Linked DNA regions of Homo sapiens: region 1 is linked to region 2. Evidence: chromatin loops called from intact Hi-C (ENCODE). Cell type or tissue: endothelial cell of umbilical vein. All regions are shown on one strand.

Evidence for each region. Hi-C counts contacts between places; a loop is a spot of excess contacts. Peaks named below come from ENCODE experiments on the same cell type or tissue, not always from the same donor. Only the 100,000 strongest peaks of a DNase experiment are listed, where the experiment ranks them.
Region 1: a loop joins it to region 2, with 7 times the contacts of the local background. A loop is called at or near these places in 3 of 110 quality-filtered maps.

What each region holds. Positions count from the first base shown.
Region 1 is chr1:65,073,845-65,077,844 of GRCh38, reverse strand. It overlaps the pseudogene LOC100129205. Among named protein-coding and RNA genes, the nearest start is that of MIR101-1, 17 kb to the right of the region's middle. RefSeq lists silencers at 2,200-2,249, 2,270-2,319. In endothelial cell of umbilical vein, a CTCF peak has its summit at 2,259 (motif pointing right); a DNase peak (open chromatin) is centred at 2,274; H3K27me3 peaks cover 284 bases.
Region 2 is chr1:64,822,530-64,826,529 of GRCh38, reverse strand. The region is part of intron 11 of RAVER2 (ribonucleoprotein, PTB binding 2); the gene reads right to left. Among named protein-coding and RNA genes, the nearest start is that of RAVER2, 79 kb to the right of the region's middle. In endothelial cell of umbilical vein, a CTCF peak has its summit at 2,153 (motif pointing right); a DNase peak (open chromatin) is centred at 2,169.

The sequences.
Region 1 (4,000 bases), 250 kb before region 2:
TGAGCCAAGATCACACCACTGCACTCCAGCCTGGGCGACAGAGTGAGACTCTGTCTCAAAATTAAAAAGATGCTGAACATCATAAGTCATCAGAAAAATGCAAATTAAAACCAAAATGAGATACCACTATACACTTACTAGAATGGCTAAGACAAAAAAGATTGACCAAGTGAACAAGTGTTGACCAGCATATGGAGAAACTCACATATTGCTGGTGGGAATGTATTTGGATTCAGAACTCATTCTGGTGGTGGCAAGACAACCGGCTTTGATGTGATTTATGATTCCTTGGATTATGCAAAGAAAAACGAAGCCAAACATAGACTTGCAAGACATAGCTTGGATGAGAAGGAAAAGACCTCAAAAAGAACACAAGAACAGAATGAAGAAAGTTAGGGGGACTGCAAAGGCCAATGGTGGTGCTGGCAAAAAGCCACAGGAATAAAGATGCTGCATGACGTTATCTGCAGCCACTGTGTGGACTTTTCATAAGAAGATTAATAAGCTAATAACTTTCATGTGGCAAAAAAGTTTATATGAAAGTGCAAAGAATCCAGAATAGTGAAACAATTTTGATAAAGAAAAAGTTGAAGGATTTACCTGATTCTAAAACTTACTACAATGCCACAGTAATCAAGAAAGCATTATAAAGACAGAACAATAGATATTTAGATAAATGGAAGACTAGAAAGTCCAATAGCAGACTTCACACTTTTGTTGTTGTTGTTGTTGTTGTTGTTTTTGAGACAGAGTCTCACTCTCACCTAGGCTGGAGTTCCGTGGCATAATCTCGGCTCACTACAACCTCTGCCTCCCAGGTTCAAGCAATACTCCTGCCTCAGCCTCCTGAGTAGCTGGGATTGCAGATGCGTGCCACCACACCTGGCTAATTTTTGTATTTTTTTTTTTAGTAGAGACGGGCTTTGCCATGTTGGCCATGCTGGTCTTGAACTCTGGACCTCAGGTGATCTGGCCTCCTCGTCCTCCCAAAGTGCTGGGATTACAGGCATGAGCCACTGTGCGGCCCACGCTTTGGTTCAATTGATTTTCAAGAAACGTGCCAAATAATTCAGTGGGGAAAGAATAGTCTTTTCAACAGAAGGTGCTGGAACAGCTGAATAACCACATGCAAAAAGATGAAATTTGACCTTAACTTCACATTATATACAACAACTTGAATAAAACAGGACAAAATCTTTGCAGCCTTCGATTAGGCAGATTTCTTGCACATGACAGAAAAAGCATGAACAATCTAAGACACAGCTGACAAGTTAAAACTTTATAAAAATTAAAACTTCTGCTCTTCAAAAGACACCACTGAGAAATGACAATATTTGCAAAACATACATCTGATGAAGGACTTGCATCCATAATATATTAAAAACTTCTAAAATTCGGCAATAAGAAAATAACCCAGTAAGAAATGAGCAAAATAGACCACGCATAGTTGCTTATGCCTGTAATTCCAGCACTTTGGGAGGCCGAGGCAAGAGGACTGCTTGAGCCCAGGAATTCAAGACCAGCCTGGGTGACATGGTGGAACAAAAGAATACAAACAAATACAAAAATTAGCTGAGTAGGGTGGCATGGGCCTGTAGTCCCAGCTACTTGGGGGAATGAGGCGGGAGGATCACTTGTGCCCAGGAGGTTGAGGCTGCATTGAGCCATGATTGTGCCACAGCACTCCAGCCTGGGTGACAAAGCGAGACCCTGTCTCAAAAAAAAAAAAAAAAAAAAATTCAAAACAAAATGGAAAGCAATTATGCCCTTATGACACCTCCTTCCTCTTTGGCTGGCCTCTGAAACATCTGGTGCCTCAGTAACTCTGGGGTAAATTTCTCCTTGAGTTCTCCTCCCCAGAGCCTTGGAAGGCCTTGAGGGAGACCTGGAGTGGATTGACTAGCAAGTAACCCTAACCCTGGGGAAGCATCTTCTTTCTCTTGGTGGAGGTTAGAAACAGAAAACTGACAAACAGGAGCACATGTAGAAGACCATGCACAGGATGGCGAAGGCCTTATAATCACGTCCTAGTCATTCTTCATTCTTCCATCAAATACTTGTTGTCTTCACTCTGCCAAATAAGTCAAATAAGTGCTGTGGCTATAAAACAATGAACATTACTGACAAGGTGCTTGCTCTCATGGAGCTTATATTCTAATAGTGTAAAGCAGAGCACAGAGCATACATAGCTGGGTGGATAAATAGAAGAAAGTAATAAGAAAACAACGTTAAGTCCTCTGCAGTTAAAAGGGTGAGAGCACAGAATGACTGAACCACAAGAGGGAGCCAGTCGTGCAAAGACCAAAGGGAGGCACATCAGAGGCACCATTTCTGTCTTAACTGCCATAGCCATTTGAAGCCCTCTATTCCATCTTTAACCAGCTTAAATTTCAGAGTCGATCTGTATAATCACTCCCTGAACTCCCTGACCACTTTAATTCTGCCATGCTGGTGGGCAAAACTGCAACTCCGGTTAAATCCAACTTTCCACCCATACTGTTTCTGTACCCATGAGCTGGTCATAGATGGAAAACAGACAGACAGATAGACAAACACACCCACCCACACACACACCAAGCTGTTTGGTCTTACTTTAAAGGTATCACTAGGAACTTAAGTAGGCCCTTGCTATTTTCCCAGCAAATGTCCTGTATTTCCCTGGTCCTTTCACTCTCCTACTCTATTCATGGACATTTTCATCTCTGTTCTTCTCTTCTCCCCCATCCTCACTCTCAGCTGTCGACTGTGCTTCTTTCCTCACTGAAAAAACTGAAGAATCAGAAGAGAACTTCCATTCACTCTTACCATGCACACTTATCCATGCAGGGGTACGGCTTTAGGCCCTGCCTTTCTCCCTGTCAGTAAGGAAGCACTCTTGGTGCAGCCATGCAAAAGCCTCCACTTGTGCGTTAGATCTCACCCCTCTCGCAGAATAAAGAACACTAGACCAGCAAATCCTCCCTGTCTACCCTACTTCATCAATTTTTCCTCTACTGGATCATTTCTATCAGTATACAACCATGCTGTTGTGTCAACCATTTCAAAAACAAAAATCTCCTCTTGACAGCACTTCCCTTATTGGTTACCTTCTTATTTCTCTGTAACCCTTGTAGCCAGTTGTCTATACTAGCTGTCTCTAATTCCTCTTCTCCTATTATTCTCTCTTAAATTCTCTCCAATCCAGCTTTTGTGCACCACTGAGCTGAAACTGATCTTTCCAAGATCAACAAAACCAGCAAAACTCTATCAGAAGGAAAAAAAGAATGAGGCAGCTGTAAGTTAGGGAAGACGTGTTAGGGGAAGGAAATGGGCAGAAGAGGACTAGACTGAGTACCTGTAACAAAAGAATTCCTTACATGTGTTGTATTCTTTCCACTCCGTTTGGACCATAATTATATATACATATATGTATATATATTTCCTTATTTTCTTTGGAATCTAGTGTTTCCCAGATTGTCAAAGCAGGCTATTAGAGTGAAATCTGAATATTAGACTAATCTGCTCACCATTTAGGGAAAAGGAGAGTAAAACAAAATCATAGCAGTGAGAGAGCTTTTATTTTATGTTTGCTTACCTCTGAAATTGACGTGAAACCTCAGAAACCTAAAAGTCTCTTTAACCTAACCAGGAATGATTTAAACAGTCTAAGAAAGAGTTGCCCCCAAACAATATCCCTCTATTCTAAGATAAATGTAGTTGTGGTAATTTTGCAGCTATCCCTTTTTAAAAATGGCCCAGCCAGGAATTATGTATATTAACCTCAGGTAGCTTTGAAAGTCTGGCTGCAGTACTGTGCTTTCTGATCTTATCAGTGAGAACAACTGTGACTTACCTCAGTGAGGTGGCCTCACTCCTTTAGTGGGCAGGGTGATTCCTATGGATCTAGCACCAAATGAGGTAAACATTTAACAATTACATTTAACAATTGTCCCAATCAGTTGGTTAATATAGGGAATCTCATTAGACAGTGCATATCAGTGTCTGGGAAAATGCAAGTAAC
Region 2 (4,000 bases):
CCTCTTCTTCTGCCCTAAAGGTTGCTTGCTGTTCCTTTAACAGACCAAGCATGTTTCTGCCTCAGTACCTTTGCACTTGCTGTTCCCTGTCCCTGGAATGTACTTTACATAGATATTCATGTGGCATACTCCCTAAAGTTCTGGTCTTTGCCCAAGAATCAGTTTTACTATGAACCCTTCCTTGACCACGTATTTAAACTCCAAGACTTCCCAGACACTCTTTAGCCTCCATCTTATTTTCTCTGCAGCGATCACTATTCCTTTTACTAATTTTTTCCCCTAAATGTAAGTTCCATTCTTATAAGGATTTTGATGTTTTGTTCATTGCCATATCCCTAGTGCCTAGAACAGTCCTGTCATATAGTAGACATTCAGTATATACTGGTTGAATGAGTAAATGAATACCTTTCAAAAAATATTTTCTAAGCATCCATTCCCAGCTCCTTCAGCAAATAGTCATGGGCCATGGTCTCTGACACTCTGACATGGAAAAACTGAACACCGTAATCTACTAGAGCCTACCAAAGCAAAGGTTAATGTGCTTCTCGCTTTGGGCACCTGCCCTCTCGTTAGAATTTCAAATTAGTTGGCTCTTTTAAATGTTGCTCACCAATCCAATCTTTTGCACACATCTACTATGAAACCCATTCTCTATGCAGTCGCTATTTTATTCTTGGATTTTAAAAAGTTAATTTTCTTTTATTAAAGCAAATCTTTTTATTTTCATGTAAATGTAGACTTTCTTTTATCCCATTGATTTCCAAGTGAATGTAGAAACAGAATGTCACAATATCATTTGTTGACTGCCAGTTTTTAATACAATGTATCTTAAGCTCAATTTTTAAGCTCATGTCAATAATTGAACTGGTGGCTAGTTTTCAAAGCCATCGTAAGAATTGGGGAAAGGGGAATCTTGACTATCCCTCAGAAGATTCCTTTGGGATATGTTAATGTCAACAGTGAATTCCATTAGGCTCATCTGCTATCAGTCCAATTAAAGATATTTATTATTGTTGTTCTTCTGAAAAGAATATAAGCATCTAGCAGGTAGCCCTTTAAATACAAAATGAAATTTGTTTTCAGAAAATTCTGCCTCAAGGACTCCTCAGTCTCACCCTTACCTTCAGCCCCACTTCACCTTTTCTAAGTCTTGTCTCTTCAGTGGAGTCAGGTATACGGAGAACCAAAATGGGACTGCACTAGTTCTCCTGAGATCTGAATCAAGCCCCTAATGTCCCTTTCTTATAGCTTCAAGTCCAGCTTTTAGATTTCAGACCTACAGAAACATGAATTAATTTTATCATTATTTCTGCATTAAACATTTTTAAATTTTTATTTAAAAATATAACTTTCTCCCATTGTTAAAAATGTTTCAAAATCAATATGCTTCATTCTGTGACATTAATGATATAATAAAATGTCTCTGTCTGATATATATACATAACAAATGTTTCCAATGTTCATATTCATATTTGCCTCTCAGCTACTTGTCTTTCTTCATATGAATAATGGTTGAGTCCTAACTTTGGATTTAACGATTCATCCCCAAAAAGGTATTGCACAGCACTAATTTTTTTTTTTTTTTTTTTTTTTTTTTGGGAGACAGGGTCTCGCTCTGTTGCCCAAGCTGGAGTGCAATGGCGGGATCTCGGCTCACTAAAGCCTCTGCCTCCCGGGCTCAAGCGATTCTCCTGCCTCAGCCTCCTGAGTATTTGGGATTACAAGCGTGCACCACCACACCCGGCTAATTTTTTGTATTTTCTGTAGAGACGGGGTTTCGCCCTGTTGGCCAAGCTGGTCTTGAATTCTTGACCTCAGGTGATCCACCCACCTCAGCCTCCCAAAGTGCTAGGATTATAAGCATGAGCCACCCCGCCCAGCCGAAATACATTTCAACAGCTTGCTTTCCTTACTTCCAGTTTTTAACCAAAATCACTTTTTAAAAGTACTTTCCAAGTTATTGTCTAGGGTTAATATATAGATAACCTGTGCTCCCATAATTGTTGTTTAAAGTAGGCTTATGTTTTAAAACATATTTTGTATGGTAGGTGTTTGTCACACGATTCGGATCTATCACGGTCCATACAAAAATCCACACAGCATTCATTACATAACACAATGTACTTTTTGGCAAGTCTGTCTGCATTATTTGACCACTGGGTGGCAGCATTAGGCTCCATATGAAAGGACCAAGCATTCATTTTCCAGGTCTTTTGTTCATTTTTCTTTCCTCTTCCCCTCATCACATCATCTCATCATATATTCTGTGGTTGATTCCCTGGAACAGGCAGTCAGCCTCCTGGCAGGGGAGATCCCTGGAATCAGGGTAACACAAGAACACACCGTGCAAGTAGATAACACTGCTGTGCTGCATGCTGGACAACTGCCACATATGGCAAGTGTTAAATGAAAAACAAAAATCAGGCCGGGCGCGGTGGCACATGCCTATAATCCTAGCACTTTGGAAGACCAAGGCAGGCAGATCACTTGAGGTCAGGAGTTCAAGACCAGCCTGGTCAATGTGGTGAAACCCTGTCTCTACTAAATATACAAAAATTAGCTGGGCATGGTGGTGGGTGCTTGTAATTCGAGCTACTCGGGACGCTGAGGCAGGAGAATCACTTGAACCCAGGAGGTGGAGGTTGCAGTGAGCTGAGATTGCATCACTGCCCTCCAGCCTGGATGACAGAGCAAGACGCTGTCTCAAAAAAAAAAAAAAAAAAAAAATCACAACTTACACAGTCATATCAAACAGCTGAAAAACCTCTTACATTTTTCTTTACATTATTGGGACTATGTCAAACTGGAAAGGTGCTTAAGATATATTTTTACCTATTTTAATTAAAAGGGGAAGGGTGAAATGTTTTGTCTTTGACTGATTATAATTAGATGTTAGATTTAGGTGTTTAATAGACATTTAATAAATGGGCTCAAAAGCTTCTCTTTTAAGGTAGACTTCTCCCAACCATTTGACATAGAAGGACCTCAGAATCTGAAATTTCAAACTCAATTTGTACATTCATATTGACAGGATTACATAGCTGACTATAATGCTATTAATAACTGCTAGAGTGTATACTACAAATTTTTAAATAATTTATTTCTGATTTAAGTTTTCCCAATCATAGTTCAAATATTCAAGACATGCAGTTTTTGAGAAAATTCACAGCTCAATGGCAATTCTAATTAATTATTACAACTGACTAGAGAAATGGAAGGGGTAGTCCATTTAAAACTGATTTCTAATTAGACCTAGATCTTGAAAAACTGATCTGATCTGTTTGCTCATAACTAACTACTTTTAGGATCTCTAAAACACTAAATGAAAATGCTATTCTCTGTTTAGTACAGTTGAAGCTTAATTTCTAAAGAGTCCAAAATTTGTTGATTCACAAGGTTCACCAACTTACGAACAACTATCACCACAATTGAATTCTAGAGTATTTTTATCACTCTCCCCTCCCCAAAAAAATCCTGTTAATCATACTCCCCAACTCCTCCTTCCTCCAGCCCCCAATAACCACTATCTACTTACATTCTCTATGGATTTGCCTATTCTGGATATTTCATATAAATGGAATATCATATGTGGACTTTTTGTCTGGCTTATTTCATTTAGCATAATGTTCACAAGGTTCACCAATGTTGTAGCATGGATCAGTACTCCATTCCTTTCTAGTGAATAATATTCCATCACGTGGATATTACCACATTTTGTTTATTCATTCATCACTAGATGGACATTTGGGTTGTTTTCCTTTTTGGCTATTATGAATAATGCTGCTGTGCCAATGCATGTACACATTTGTGTACAGACACAAGTTTTCAATTCTCTTGGATACACCTAGGAGTCAAATCCTGGGGCCATCTGGTAATTCTATGTTTAACATTTGATGAACTGCCACACTCTTCCAAAGCAGCTGCACCCTTTTACATCCCACCAACCCCCAGCACTGTATGAGGATTCCCATTTCTCCACATCCTTGCCTACATTGCTATG